Regions from separate parts of the Homo sapiens genome. Here region 2 is linked to region 1. Evidence: read pairs that join two places in POLR2A ChIA-PET (ENCODE). Cell type or tissue: endothelial cell of umbilical vein. All regions are shown on one strand. Links, peaks and the distances in the headings refer to the core of each region. The heading gives the core; the rest is flanking DNA.

Evidence for each region. ChIA-PET counts read pairs that join two places held together with the same protein. Peaks named below come from ENCODE experiments on the same cell type or tissue, not always from the same donor. Only the 100,000 strongest peaks of a DNase experiment are listed, where the experiment ranks them.
Region 2: POLR2A ChIA-PET joins it to region 1 with 5 read pairs; 2 of 35 experiments call an interaction of 5 or more read pairs at or near these places.

What each region holds. Positions count from the first base shown.
Region 1 is chr9:6,551,018-6,557,697 of GRCh38, forward strand. GLDC (glycine decarboxylase) reads right to left here. Exons shown (of 25, transcript NM_000170.3): 18 at 5,136-5,285; 19 at 3,652-3,764; 20 at 2,351-2,492. Among named protein-coding and RNA genes, the nearest start is that of GLDC, 91 kb to the right of the region's middle. In endothelial cell of umbilical vein, for the core only: no CTCF peak of the experiment used is centred there; no DNase peak of the experiment used is centred there; H3K27ac peaks cover 1,325 bases.
Region 2 is chr9:6,850,190-6,858,685 of GRCh38, forward strand. All of the region lies in intron 5 of KDM4C (lysine demethylase 4C), which reads left to right. Among named protein-coding and RNA genes, the nearest start is that of KDM4C, 96 kb to the left of the region's middle. In endothelial cell of umbilical vein, for the core only: no CTCF peak of the experiment used is centred there; no DNase peak of the experiment used is centred there.

The sequences.
Region 1 (6,680 bases), core at 2,263-6,262:
GGCAGCCCACCATGACTCTGGAGTAAAGATGAGTGGAAAATTCCAACAAGGATATCTGTCAGATCCCTGTAAGCCTGTAATACATTTTTGTTTTCTTCTTTTAATAGTAGTTTTACGTTCTTTATTGTAGTAGCAAAGCCTACAACAGGGCAAGCTGACTACTGACTACTGTGTTATCTAAAGAGAGAAAAGAATTGTTCTTAAATTACATGTGTTTTGTGATTTTTTTGTTTGTTTACTATGAATTTGAGAGGTCTTGATAATTGCCAGGAATCCGATGGGATCTGGGCCAATATCTCCACGGAAGCAATTTTGTCTGGTTTATTTTCCCATTGTCCCTAGTAGAGGCTGCTTATGTTTAAAAACTGCTCAATCTTGTCCTGGTAGTTAAGAGTCCCTGTGATCATAAGGGATACACATCATCACTGCAAAGAGCTTCAAATCAAGACTGCACCAATTCTTATGGCCTACTTTCTTCCCAGAGTACCTCACATGTGATGGAGTTGGCATATATATTAAATACATAACTAATGTAAAGAGAATGAGAGAGCACCAAATAAAACAACAGTAGTACTTTGGTATCATTAAGGGGGTCCAAAGTAAAAAGGGGCCACATTGCTCCAGGCTGGTCAAAGAAGGGTTCCTAGATTAAGAGCCAGAACTTGGCTAGAAACTTAGAAATAAGTAGAATTCGGATAGGGAAAGAGAAAGGAGAAGGTATACCAGGTGAGAAGAATGGCAGAAATGAAGGCGTGGAAGGGGAGGGCACATGACTGTCATCTGGGAGTGGATGTAGGGCAAGGTGAGTTGTGACTCCATTTTTAAGCCCAAAACTTCTCTAGGAAGGACTTCGACTTTGTCCAGCCAACCACTGGCTCTCAACCTATGTCTCATGGGGGGATTTTTTAAAAATGCAGACGGCTTAAGTCCAACCCTACATGTGCTCAGTTTGGTTCTCCTTGGAATGGGGCCTAGGCATGTGCATTCTGAAAGAATCCCCTAAGGATTTCGTGCAGGCTAGTGAGAACCAGGTAAAGCAACAGGAAGCCACGAGAGATACGTGGGGGCCTAGGGTGAGTCTAGCAGTCCTGTAGGTGCGCCTGTGGAATTGCAGCAGGGAGAGAAGCAGCTAAAGCTAGAGTCCAGGGGATAAGTAATAACAGCCTGAAATAAGAGAAGGCCCAAGGCCAGAGGGGGCAGCTTAAACCCTACTTTATTTATTTAGTTTTTAAACTGAGGCACCAGCTGTTGTTCCAGGCATGTAGCCAAACCAACCTTGGGGCATTTATTTCCTATATGTGGGAAGTCATCTCCAACCCAAATATGTTCATACAAATAACCCAGATTTACAGAACCCAGAGATCAAAAGGGAAGTGGAATTTGATTCTGCTTACAAAGAAGCAGACCTTTATTCTGATTGCTTGTGTTGTTTGCAAAACAACTTGAGTATCATTTTTAAAAGCAAGTGTTAGTGTCTGAGGTACAGAATTGTTCCGGCTTCCAAGAAACTTTTCGTGAAGAATCATAAATGCCATGCTGTTCCAGAAATAAACAGTCAGCTCCACAGAGTCCTCTGGAATGATTGGCATAGCTGCGTTTTGGGGGTTTTGTTTCAGTGGGAGCCCGCCTTCCTTTAAAGAGGGGCACTGCTTTGGGGAGACTGCTCTAATGAGCAGCCAAACAAGTGTTCTTATTCACAGTCTTGTCAGTCCAGGAGGTGGGCAGGGCAGTGTGAACAAGAACTGTAGAAAATCAACTCTGGCCCTGGTGTTATTTGGAATAAGACAAAGGAAGGAAGCCTGTACTCTGACTAATTACGCAGAGAGCACAGCACCACAAACCCTAAAGGCCAAAGAGCTCTGGGGAAAAACCAGAGAAGCAAATTTCTGCTATTTTTCATCTTCTCCTCTGGCCCCCCCCAAGAAATATATAGCAAAGTGAGATATATAGCAGGATCTCAGCAAAGTGGAATAATTAGTACATGCACTGCTTTTCACTCGGAAGGGGCTATATAAATCCTGCAGGAAACCAAAGGATGCGGCCAGAACATCCATATGACTCATGGAACTTAGCTGTGTCTGGAAAAATATATCTGATGTTTCAGTTTCTCTGATGTTAAACCCACTCTGAGAACCCAAAAGAAGTAGTGTAATGAAGGAGAGATGAAATGATTTTTAGCTCATCTCTTCAGGAAGGTTTCTTCCACCCAGGCCATCAGCAATATTCTTTGAACCACATCTCAGATCATGAATTTATTTGTTTTTAAGCCAAGAAGTCTGCAGTATCCGGTCCCCATGCATGCCTGACGCCCCCACCCACCTGCACACCTGCACATACTCCCAGGCCTCACCTTGATATAAGCCCAGGAAATGGGCAAGATGGAACTGGAGCCCCATGGGGCCGCACTGACGGTTCCCACAGGACAGGCATCCTCATTCCGCTTTAGTGAAATGACGGGATGATTGGGCAAAAACGGGGCGAGATGTTTCTTCCTGTATTTTTTTTAAGTGCAAATTCAGAAAATGTAAACGATTCAGTTTAATCTAATGGGAAGGTTCTGGGCCCTCCCAGAAAGCCTTGTTCTTAGCAGAGGAGCTCTGACAGTGGAAGGGACTCTCCACCTGCTGGGAGGCAGATGTTCAGGAAGCGATCCTTCCTTCCTTCCTCCTCTGGTGGAGGTCCACCAGCCATCAGTGTCCCAGGGCTCACCCAAGAAATGTGGTGGAGGGCTTGATAGAGGCAGGCAGCCATAAAACAGTGGAGTTCCATGTCCCTCCCTCCCACTCCCAGCCCCATTCCCTCACCCCTATACACTTTCCCAAGATGGACATAGGAGGGGCTGATGAGAAGATGCCCCATGGGCTGACATGAACATCATTCTCCCCACCTCCCTGACAGCTGAAGCACTGGAGCTCACACATTTACTAGAAATAATCATCATCAAAATGAATCTCACTTTAACCGTAGTCCAAGAAAAAAAAAACAAGAAAGAAGAAAAAAGTAAGAAGGCCAAGCTTCCAGCAACTCTGAAAACTGACTTCTTTAGCATATTTTTGGGAGACTGAAGCAGCTCAGGAAAACAGCTGCTCTCATCATCATTTTCCCAAGATGATTTGATTTCAGTGTAAAAAGTTATCCACAGCTAAGAAATATTCCTTCAGTCCTACTCTGGCTTCATCCAATTATTTCTAGTAACCAGGTTTGTTTCTTCCTTACTTATGTGTTACTTATCTCAACACCTTACATCTAATTCACTTTCAATGGAACCATTAGCTGATTTTAAAAAAGAAAAAAAAAATGCTAGGAAATCCAAAAGTCCGAAAGGCACTTTCTAGTGCCAATATTCCAGTTACAATACGTATGCTCAGGTGAAGTTCCCTATTCATTATTCTGTTAATAAACCTGCTGTCTATGTGCAACTGGAAGCTCAGTGAGGCCAGATGCTATGGTTAGTAAAATCTAATTACGCTTTTCTTTGGAAATCCCCTAAAAGCACCCATTTTGCTGCTCCTCCCCCAGCCCCTACAAGTGCACTACACCGATGAGGGTATCCTCAACACATGAAGACTTTGATGGGATGAGTAGTCTATTTAGGGCCACTCCTTCATTCTGTCTCCAAAGCCATCCTGAAACCAGCAGCCCAGAACTTACACTCCGATGGGCCCCATGCCAGGACCACCTCCTCCGTGGGGAATGCAGAAGGTCTTGTGAAGATTTAGGTGCGAGACATCAGACCCGAAGTCTCCAGGGCGACAGATTCCCACCTACCACAAAGGCAAGGGCCAAAAGCAAAAGTCAAGAGCTTGGAAGCACCCTCCAGTGTGAAGGCCATGGCTGGCCGGTGCTGCCTTCTCCCCTCAGAGGAAAAGCAGGCAGAGCCACATCCATGGTGTTCACAGAAATGTCCTCTATACTGGCCCAGTTCCGTAGTCACAAACTGGCATCCGATAGGCAGAGTGCTTGTGGTTGCTATGGAAATAGCAACTGACCATTTAGTCCAATTTAGATTTAAAAATATGGATTTGAATACACAGTCTCTTCCTAATTATCCACACACCACAAAGGGAGAGAAGTGTCTCTAACACAAGAAAGGGCAGAACCTCCATGTTGTTGAAATAGGCAACTCTTCCCTGAGCAGCGCTACCTTCCCCTGCGTGGTCGGCTTTAGTATGATGCACGTTACCGAACGGCCCCGTTGGGCACAGTGATGGAAGGGGCTGCGGGGGCACCAGGGAGGAGGCTGAACTGAGAGAGGGAAGGCAAGGCTCGCAGTCTTCCCGAGATGACCCAGATACCAGGCATGCCATCCCACTAGCCTTCCCACCACTTGGGTGTTAGGACTAATTTTGATGGTGACCAAAGGTACAGAATTCATTTATGCTACAGAACCAATAGACAATCTCTGGATTACACTTGTGAAATGAATGAGAACCAAAGAAAGGCTCTAAAATGGTAGGAAAAAAAAAAGAGGTCGGGCGTGGTGGATCACACCTGTAATCCTAGCACTTTGGGAAGCTGAGGCAGGTGGATTGCCTGAGCTCAGGAGTTCAAGACCAGCCTGGGCAACACAGTGAAACCCCATCTCTACTAAAATACAAAAATAAAAATAAAAAAATTTAAAAAAATTAGCTGGGTGTGGCAGCATGCACCTGTAGTCCCAGCTACTCGGGAGGCTGAGGCAGCAGAACTGCTTGAACCCAGGAGGTGGAGGTTGCAGTGAGCAGACATCGCACCACTGCACTCCAGCCTTGGCGACAGAGTGAGACTCCATCTAAAAAAAGAAAGAAAGAAAGAAAAAGGAAAAAAGCAAACACCAATAAGAGTCTCAAAAAGATTGTGTCACTCCTCTCCTGCAGGGGCTCCCAACAGCATTTCTTCAGAGGTTCACAGTACATAGATCCTCTGTCCCCCAAGTAATCAGGATTGGGCCCTTTGAGCCCCCATTTCACAGCTGATAAAGCTGATGCCAGGATAAGTGGCTTTCCAAGGCCATGAGAGATCAACAACCACCAGTGGTCAGGTCGTGGGTCTGAGTTCCCTCAGGCAGGAAGCCTCTCAAGAAGTCAGAATTTTTTTTTTTTTCCACATATCCATTTTCTCAGTGGGAACTAAGGGCGGGCCTCTTCAGTTCCCACCTGAGCATTCATATTTGCCCCGTCTAGGTAGACCTGTCCTCCATGTTGATGGATGAGGTCACACACGTCACTGATGTTCTCTTCAAACACCCCATTGGTGGATGGGTATGTAATCATGATAGCTGCTAGGTTCTCCTTGTGCTTATCCACCTGTGAAAGAAAAGGGGTAGAGAAGGACATGGAGGGAGGATATGTTTCTTTCTTGGCCAAATCCTCGCCTTTCATTTTAAAGGATGAAGAAAGATGAAGTCTCAGTCTTTACTTTCCTGGAACTGTCTCAAAGTACAATGACAGCAATAAAAAAAAACCACAGCCATTACTCCCTTCACAAATCATTCCAAAGAAATAATAAGATCCTGGCTGGGTGTGGTGGCTCATGCCCGTAATCCCGGCACTCTGGGAGGCCGAGGCGGGCAGATCACCTAAGGTCAAGAATTCGAGACCAGCCTGGCCAACATGGTGAAACCCCGTCTCTACTAAAAATACAAAGATTAGCCGAGCATGGTGGCAGGTGCCTGTAATCCCAGCTACTTAGGAGGCTGAGGCAGGGACAATTGCTTGAACCGGTGAGGTGGAGGTTGTAGTGAGCCAAGATCACACCACTGCACTCCAGCTTGGACAACAGAGAGAGACTCCACGTCAAAAAAAAAAAAGAAAAAAGAAAAAAAGAAATAATAAGATCCTTTCAGGCTAGGTCTCTATGGTCCAGACCAAAAGGACTATTCACAAGATTTTTGGATATTTTGGGCCCAACTCTCTAAGGTGGTTTTCCCTTGGTTCAAGTCATCTCAATAACGATTTCAGACGTTTGTGGTTCTAGGTGCGTCCATTCTCATAGTTAATCTCTCTGCTCATCTTCTCATATCCATTCCTTTCCCTTGCCTTCTGTTGAAGTTAAAATTCCCAAATTACAGCTAGATAGGAGGAGTAAGTTGTAGAGTTCTATACCACTGCAGGATGACTATATTTAACAATATATAATTTTGAATAGTTAGAAGGAGGATATTGAACGTTCCCTCAACACAAAGAAATGATACATGCTTGAGATGATGGATATGCTGATTACCCTGATCTGATCTCTATACATTTGATGTATAGAAACATCACTATATACCCCATGACTATGTACAACTATTGTCATTTAAAAAGATAAAGAACAGAGGCCAGGCGTGGTAGCTCACGCCTGTAATCTCAGCACTTTGGGAGGCTGAGGCGGGCGGATCATGAGGTCAGGAGATCGAGACTATCCTGGCCAATACGGGGAAACCCTGTCTCTACTAAAAATACAAAAAGTAGCTGGGCATGGTGGCACACGCCTGTAGTCCCAGCTAATCAGGAGGCTGAGGCAGGAGAATTGCTTGAACCCGGGAGGCGGAGGTTGCAGTGAGCCGAGATCGTGCCACTGCACTCCAGCCTGGGCGACAGGGTGAGACTCCGTCTCAAAACAAACAAACAAAAAGATAAAGAACAGGAATTGGAAAAAAAAAAAAAAAAAGAATTCCCACAAGAAGTGTTTCTGTAAATAAAAGTCTTCTTTATTCTTTC
Region 2 (8,496 bases), core at 2,428-6,427, 300 kb after region 1:
CCTAACAACATATTTCTCAGAAACTATCACTGTTATTAAGTGATGCATGACTGTATATGTAAAGTTGCCTGTAGTCCATTTTGTGAACCATGAATTGATAAATATTTTAGGCTTCAAGAATTTATTGGGCATCTTTACTTTGAGCATTTGTTGGATGGTATGTAGGAGGTAGTTAGGAGTGAAGAGCTGACTTCCTGGGTGTAGTTTCAAACCATCTTCATGATCTTCTGGTTCATCCTCCTCTAATTATTTTTATTTTATTTTATTTTTTTTTGAGATGAAGTCTTGCTCTGTCGCCCAAGCTGGAGTGCAGTGGCGCGATCTTGGCTCACTGCAACCTCCGCTTCCTGGGTTCAAGCAATTCTGCTGCCTTAGCCACCCAAGTATCTGGGATTAGAGGCCCAGCTAATTTTTTGTATTTTAGTAGAGACAGGGTTTCACCATGTTGCCCAGGCTGGTCTTGAACTCCTGAGCTCAGGCAGTCTGCCCACCTTGGCCTCTCAAAGTGGTAGGATTACAGGCATGAGCCACCACACCCAGCCAATGTATTTTTTATTTTTTATTTCTATTTATTTATTTTTTCGAGACAGGGTCTCACTCTGTTGCCCAGGCTGGAGTGCAGTGGTGCGATCTCGGCTCACTGCAACCTCCACCTCCTAGGTTCAAGCGATTCTCCTGCCTCAGCCTCCCGAGTAGCTGGGATGACAGGCGTGTGCCACCACGCCTGGCTAATTTTTGTATTTTTAGTAGAGATGGGGTTTCACCATGTTGGCCAGGCTGGTCTCGAACTCTTGACCTCAGGTGAGCCACCCTCCTTGGCCTCCCAAAGTGCTGAAATTACAGGCGTGAGCCACCACGCCTGGCCAAATGAAACTTTTTAATAGGTGGTCTAGGACTCATACAGGCTCCAGTGACAAGAGAATGTGATCGGATTATTCATTACTCAGATGTTTATTTGTTATTACTTTTTGTAGAGATGGAGTCTTAGTGTGTTGTCCAGGCCGGTGCTGACCTCCTGGGCTCAAGTGATCCTGCTGCCTCAACCTCCCAAAGTGCTGGGATTACAGGTGTGAGCCACTGCACCCAGCACTCAGGTGTTATTTGTGGGCCTGGTTTGAGCACATGCTTAAGGACAGGGATCTCTGTTGTGTTTGTACAGCATTACTGTAAAGTTTGTTGGAATGTCATCTTTTAGTTTTTTCAGAACTTAGCTTGGAGAGACTAGGAGAAATATTTTCAACAATGGTTAGGCTCCTGGACAGTTTCTCAGCTGCTTTGTTATCTTGATGCTCTTTCTGACATTCACTTAAAGTGTGGATAAAATTGAATGAAATGGGTGAATTCAACATGTTAATAAAATCTAGTATGTAGGCAACTACATACTATGTCTTGCTTAAGAAATCTGAAAAGTTAGTAGCAAAACTTTTCTGGGGATTTGTTAAGGAATTAATAAATGAGGATGCCTGGGACGTTAATTTGAGTTTTCAGTATTAGGAAAGTTTAAATGAAGTGTCTGCTTTCTAATTAAGAAAGATGGCTGTCTTGTCTTCTCCTGGGAACAGGTTGATGTTGTCTCCTAATGATCACTTCAGGAAGAATATTCTGGTCAGGGCTAAGATGGATTCTGGTGTCTTGTGTCTTTGGGAAAGAGCATCACTAATCATGAGTGAGAATAATTATGCCCATTTTCAAAGTATTTCTTTCTTGCAGCTTGTATATGTGCAGTAGTTAATTACTCTATTAGTTATTAAGTATACAGCCTCCATCAGACGCATTAAGAGTAGATTTATACTGTCACTATTATCCTTAACCTTGGCCATTGTTTATAATGATAAAATAATAAAATGTAGTAGTGAGTTGTAACACTGATTCTACATACTATTTCCTAAGATAACTACTGTAGGAAGAGAGTGTTATAAATGCCCCTACAGATATTTTCTAGTAGATGTATGAAATATTACATTTCCTCAGCATAAATAATTTTGAGGTAAACTTTGTCATTATTAAAATTCATTTTAGCAATCCTTATAATATATTTGAGGTGAGCTTTGAAAGATGTTAGAAGCAACACAAATTCATGGAAGTATTTGGAGGCAGGCGGTTTGGCAGAGCTTAGGACACGAGGGCCCAGTAATCAGGGCTGTAGTCTTTATTATGCACTAGTGCATGTGGCTTTGGGCAAATAACTCTGCTTGTCTGGACTCCAGTTCCTTCACTCCCCCAAGTCACAAGGTTAGCCAGAATGACCTCCAGTCATTCTGATTCTGTGACTCATGATCAGAGTCACAGGAATATTTTTATTGAGTTGACAAAACGAGAGGATGAAGGGCTGCAAGGTTCTGTATGCACATGTGGGTGCGTGTGCACCAGCGTCCTCTTCTGCCTGTCCTCTCCTTGTTGAGCTGTATCTCCCCTTCAGTATGGGATGGTTGCCTTTACTTTTCTCTAGTGGGTGGCCTCTCCTGTGCTTGACATATCTGTCACTATATTGTTTTCTCTTCTGTCTCTGACCTTATAGGTTGGCATTTCAAGTCTACTCCTTCCTCTTGAATTCTACCTCCAGGTACCAGGCTCTGGATGGGATTATTGCAAAGACTGCCTACGATTCCCTCCTTACTTACGGGCCCATGCTGCTCTCATCTGTCCATGTTTCACTTAGGGTTTGCTTAAAGACTCTCTGGACTATGTGCTGCCCCTACTTTAGACATTGTTTTGGCATCTTACAACTGGTTGTGGCCACCCCTCCTGCCATCTCCCTCATTTTCCCACCTCCTTTCTCCCCGACCATCCTCCAGCTTGCCTGTGTGTGCCTTGAAGTTAAGGTCCATGGTTTTGTTTTTTTTGTGTGTGTTTTTTTTTCACCTTTGAATCATCAGCACTTAACACACAGGGCCTGGCTATAGGAGCGATGCCCTGTAAAGAATTGTTGTATTGAATTAGAAGAGTGTTAAATTATTTTAGATCCATCTCTTTAAGGGCAGGCATGGAAACTTTTAATAAAAAAGATTCTTTTCTAGCCCAGGTGCGGTTGCTCATGCCTATAATCCCAGCACTTTGGGAGGCCAAGGTAGGCGGATCACTTGAGCCCAGGAGTTCAAGACCAGCCTGGGCAACATGGCAAAACTGTTTCTACAAAAAAAAAAAATAAGAAAATTAGCCGGTCATAGTGGCTCACGCCTGTAGCCCCAGCTGATCGGAAGGCTGAGGTGAGAGGATGACCTGAGCCCGGGGAGGTCAAGGCTGCAGTGATCCGAGGTGGTGCCACTGCATTCCAGCCTGGACAACGGAGGGAGACACTGTCTCAAAGAATAAAAAAATAAATAAAAATAAAAGCCTAAAAGGTAACTATTAAGAATACTAAGTTTCCTGAGTTGCTATACATAGGAGACATACATTTCTAGCTACCGTGTGTGGCAGGTTTGCGGAGTAAGTGTTCATGAACACAGGTTTGTACTGAAGAGACTTCAAAGCAGCTGATGATTTATTTGAACATTTCTGGTTGAAGGTTTAGGGGGAAAAGTATCCTTAGAGTAAGCAGATAGAAAACTGCTTTGACAGTCAGTGGTAAAGTATTATTTTCTTGGAATGAATATTGACTTTGGAGCCAGAAGTCCTGTTTTAAAACCCCAATCTGTCACTTACTGGGAATGACTTAGGGCAAATCACTACACTCCTTTCATCATGAGTTTCTTTCACTGCCAAATGGAGGCATGATTTATTCTCTGTCTACTTAAGGGATATCTAGGAGGGTCCAGGTATATACTGTGTATAAATGCTTTGTAAACTGTAAAGTATTATACAAATACTCATAATTACTATTATTTTAATAACCATGAAAATAATTTTTTTTTAGTCATAGTAGTTACTTAAAGTCTGAACTTGGCCATAATGTATGTATTTATAATAGAATAGGAGTTTCAGTGATTAAAAAAAAATGTGATTCTCCCTTCCAAGCCTCTTGTGTGAGTGCTTAACTGCTAGAGGATATAGAATTCAGATGGTATCTTGAGTCTTTCTTTCCCAGACTGGGTACAAACAAAATGAATAAGAAACTTTCGACTGGGTGCGGTGGCTCACGCCTGTAATCCCAGCACTTTGGGAGGCCGAGGCGGGCGGATCACCTGAGGTCAGGAGCTCGAGACCAGCCTCAACATGAAGAAACCCCGTCTCTACTAAAAATACAAAATTAGCCGGGTGTGGTGGTACATGCCTGTAATCCCAGCTACTCGGGAGACTGAGGAAGGAGAATTGCTTGAATCTGGGAGGCGGAGGTTGAGGTGAGCTGAGATCGCGCCATTGCACTCCAGCCTGGGCAACAAGAGCGAAACTCCGTCTCAAAAAAAAAAAAAAAAAAAACAAAAAAAAAACTAACTTTCAAATTTACTCTGTAGAGAACAAGGGAGATAAGGTGTAAGAGGATGTGTTTTAAGCTGTGAAAAGGTCTAAAATCAGGAAAGGTTTTCCTGAAGGTTTTTAGAAAATTAAGAATGGGTTGTAGCATTTTGGACATTGTTAAATTTCATTCAGTAAACTGAGATTTTGTTAAAATACTGTGTAGCAGTTAAGAAGTATCCAATTATTCAGGATAGATACACATTAGTTCAATGCTTTCTCATTAGAACTTTTGATCAGTGTTGTGTAGTACTTACCAGCACAGGTTTTTGTGTCAGTCTTGAGTTTTGCAAAACTCTTTACTCTTTACTGAGCATGTGACCTTGGGCAATTATTAAATAACCTCCATGCCTCAATTTTCTCTCCTAAAATACTCAGATGGTTTTGGCACCCACCTTGTAAGGCAATTGTGTGGATTAAATAACATGCTATGTACAAAGTACATATCACAGCTGGAGATGTAACACAGTGCTCAATAGATGTTAACGTTTCATACATTCATTTAGCAAATATATGTTGTATGTATACATGGCATGAAGTGTTTTAAACATGAACTTCATAAATTTGTATTAATAAGTGTTCTTGGTTATAAATGACAGCCAGGCGCTGAGGCTCATGCCTGTAATCCCAGCACTTTGGGAGGCTGAGGCGGGCAGATCACGAGGTCAGGAGTTCGAGACTAGCCTGGCCAACATAGTGAAACCGCATCTGTACTAAAAATACAAAAATTAGCTGGGCATGGTGGTGCATGACTGTAGTCCCAGCTACTCGGGAGGCTGAGGCAGGAGAATCACTTGAACCCAGGAGGCAGAGGTTGTGGTGAGCCGAGATTGCGTCACTGCACTCCAGCCTGGGGAACACAGTGAGACTCCGTCTCAAAAAAAAAAAAAAAAAAAAAAAAAAAGGAACCCAATTTAAGTATAACGGATTTTTCCCAGTGTTTGTAGTTGGGATAAACCAGAGGCATGGCTCAGTCTAGGAAATCAGATGCTCCCATTGGATGTCTGTCTCAGCCTTTCCCTTTATTTCTCCCTCCCTCCACTCTCTTCTATTCACCTTACCCCTATCTCTTCCTGTCCTTTCTCCTCTCCATTCCTTCTTTCTCCCTTTGGTCTAGAAGAGAGAAGCTGCTTACTTACAACTAATTACTTGATTATTGTTGAATTATATAATTCAAGTCTTACTTTTTAAAAGAATGAGCAAGTTATATGGTGCCAAATTGATCTAAGCTTGTTTAATGTACATCTCCATTAAAATGTGAGCTCTGGGAGTTGGGGAGCCCCACTATTCATTCATTCATTCGTTCATTCATTTATTATGTGGTTTAAATTTTCTTTTTTATAGAGATGGGGTCTCGCTGGGTTGCCCAGGCTGGCCATGAACTCCTGGGTTCAAGTGGTCCTATTGTGTCTGCCTCCCAAAGTGCTGGGATTATAGGCGTGAGTCACCATTCCTGGCCCCACCAGTCTTTTAACTAGCATGCCTCTAGTGCCTGGCACAGCATTTGGCATGAGCCTGGCACTTGGTAGGTACTCAGTAAACATTTGCTCAGTGAACAGTCTTACTGAAGGAACTCTTTATTTGAAGATCAAAAAAAAAAAAATCTAAGAACATTAGGGATTAGGCAGCTTGATAGTATTTAGTGATCCATTGAATTAGCAGCCCATGGTAATAACTCATACTTGTTAATTTTTCTATTTAGTAACTTTAGACCCAGTAATATGTTCTAATTTCAAATGTTAAGACTTACTGGATGGTGTAAAGCTGCATTATTTTGCTATTTTGTCTAGAAAAAATGCACTTAGAATTAACCATGGTTCATTTTGGTTTTAATTGCTTTTTCTAGAGAAATTTGCCCTTTACATAAGAAAATACTTTTAGAAATACTCTTAAGTTGAAGTAATAAAATTAACCGCATAGGTTATTGATTAGTTTTAGGCATATCTCTCTCTGTGTGCGTGTGTGTGTGTGTGTGTGTGTGTGTGTGTGTGTGTGTGTGTATTTTTTTTTGAGACAGAGTCTCACTCTGTTTCCCGGGCTGAATGCGGTGTTGCGATGATGGCTAACTGCAGCCACAACCTCCTGGGCTCAAGTGATCCTCCCACTTCAGCCTCCCAGGTAGCTGGGACTACAGGTGTGTGCCACTATGCCAGGCTAATTTTTGTATTTTTTTTTTTTTTTTTTTTTGAGACGGAGTCTCGCTCTGTCGCCCAGGCCGGACTGCGGACTGCAGTGGCGCAATCTCGGCTCACTGCAAGCTCCGCTTCCCGGGTTCACGCCATTCTCCTGCCTCAGCCTCCCGAGTAGCTGGGACTACAGGCGCCCGCCACCGCGCCCGGCTAATTTTTTGTATTTTTAGTAGAGACGGGGTTTCACCGTGTTAGCCAGGATGGTCTCGATCTCCTGACCTCATGATCCATCCGCCTCGGCCTCCCATAATTTTTGTATTTTTGTAGAGATGGGATCTTCCTATGTTGAGCCTTCCTAGGCTGGTTTTACACTCCAGGGCTCAATCAATCCTCCTGCCTTGGCCCCCCGAAGTCCTGGGATTATAGGCATGAGCCACCATGCCTGGCCATTGTATGTTTCAAAGATAGTATTGTTACTTTGGGAGGCCAAGGCAGAAGGATTGCTCAAGCCCAGGGGTTCGAAACCAACCTGGTTAACATAGGGACACCCTGTATCTACCAAAAACAAAACAAACAAAAACAAACCCCAAAACAGAAAAGATAATATTGCTAATAAAATTTAAAAAGTGTTGGAAATATACCAAAAAGTATGGTATTAGCTTTGTACATAGCTGCTAGCTATATTTGTAAGAAGAAGAGAATACAGTGCTAACTGGTAGTAAAATATTTATTGATCAAGTGGATCACATACCACTCTAGCACACACCCACTTGCTTGCAGCCCCAAAACATTGATCTCTGTGGACCACTGCTCAGCACAGAATTCCCTAAAGGAACCATCCAGGATATCTAGTGTTTGTGAGTTGGAAAGTCTCACTCTTTTTTCCTGAAGTGTTGAGATTTTACTAATTAATTGATTGGTAACTGGATTGTTACCGATCAAGTTTAACGTTGGTACTTTGATGATGAAATTATGAACTGGAACTAATCCTAATAATGTCAGTCAACGTGCAAAGCAAATAGTTTTCCAGAGTAGCCAGCTGTACTTTTTTTTTTTTTTTTTAAGACAGGGTCTCGCTCTGTTGCTCAGATTGGAGTGCAGTGGTGCAATCTTGGCTCACTGCAACCTCTGCCTCCCGGGCTCAAGCGATCCTCCCACCTCAGCCTCCTGAGTAGCTAGGACTACAGGTGCATGTTAACACATCTGGCTAAGTTTTTTTTTTTTTTTTTTTTTTTTAGAGATGGGGTTTTGCTATGTTGCCCAGGCTGGCCTGGAACTCCTGAGCTAAGGCAGTCTACCCACGCAGTCAGTCATAGCTCATTGTAGCCTCAAACTCCTAAGCTCAAGCACTCTTCCTGCCTTGGCTTCCCAAAGTCCTGGATTACAGGTTTGAGCCACTATGCCTGGCAGTAACCTGCTATATTGATGGTAGATTTAAAGGAATGAATTGAAGAAACAGAAGACTCAGGGCAAAATCTTACCCATTGTGAGAATCCCTTTTCTACCTGCTTTTGCTTATTTTGTTATTAGCAATGTTCCAAATTTGCATATTAATGAATTACTGCTCAGTAAGGGCGTGTAAATTCCCCTTAGGATGCTTGCTGAATCTTTTTTGCTACTCTTTTAGTTACACCACCACCACCACCACGACCACCACCACCTACAACATTGACATCCCTTCAAATGAAAAGAAATTGTTAAATCCATAACTCTAGGGAAAAACCAGAATGTTTACCCAACTTTCTTTATTGTGTACTTCATGGAAAGCAAGCATTAATGCTGTTCACCTCGCAAATTACTGTGTTAGGGCTGGGCATGGTTGGGAGGCCTAGGTGGGCGGATCATTTGAGACCAGGAGTTCAAGACCATCTTGGCCAACATAGCAAAACCCTCTGTCTACTAAATATGAAAAGTTAGCCGGGTGTGGTGACGTGCGCCTGTAATCCCAGCTACTCAAGAGGCTGTAGCATGAGAA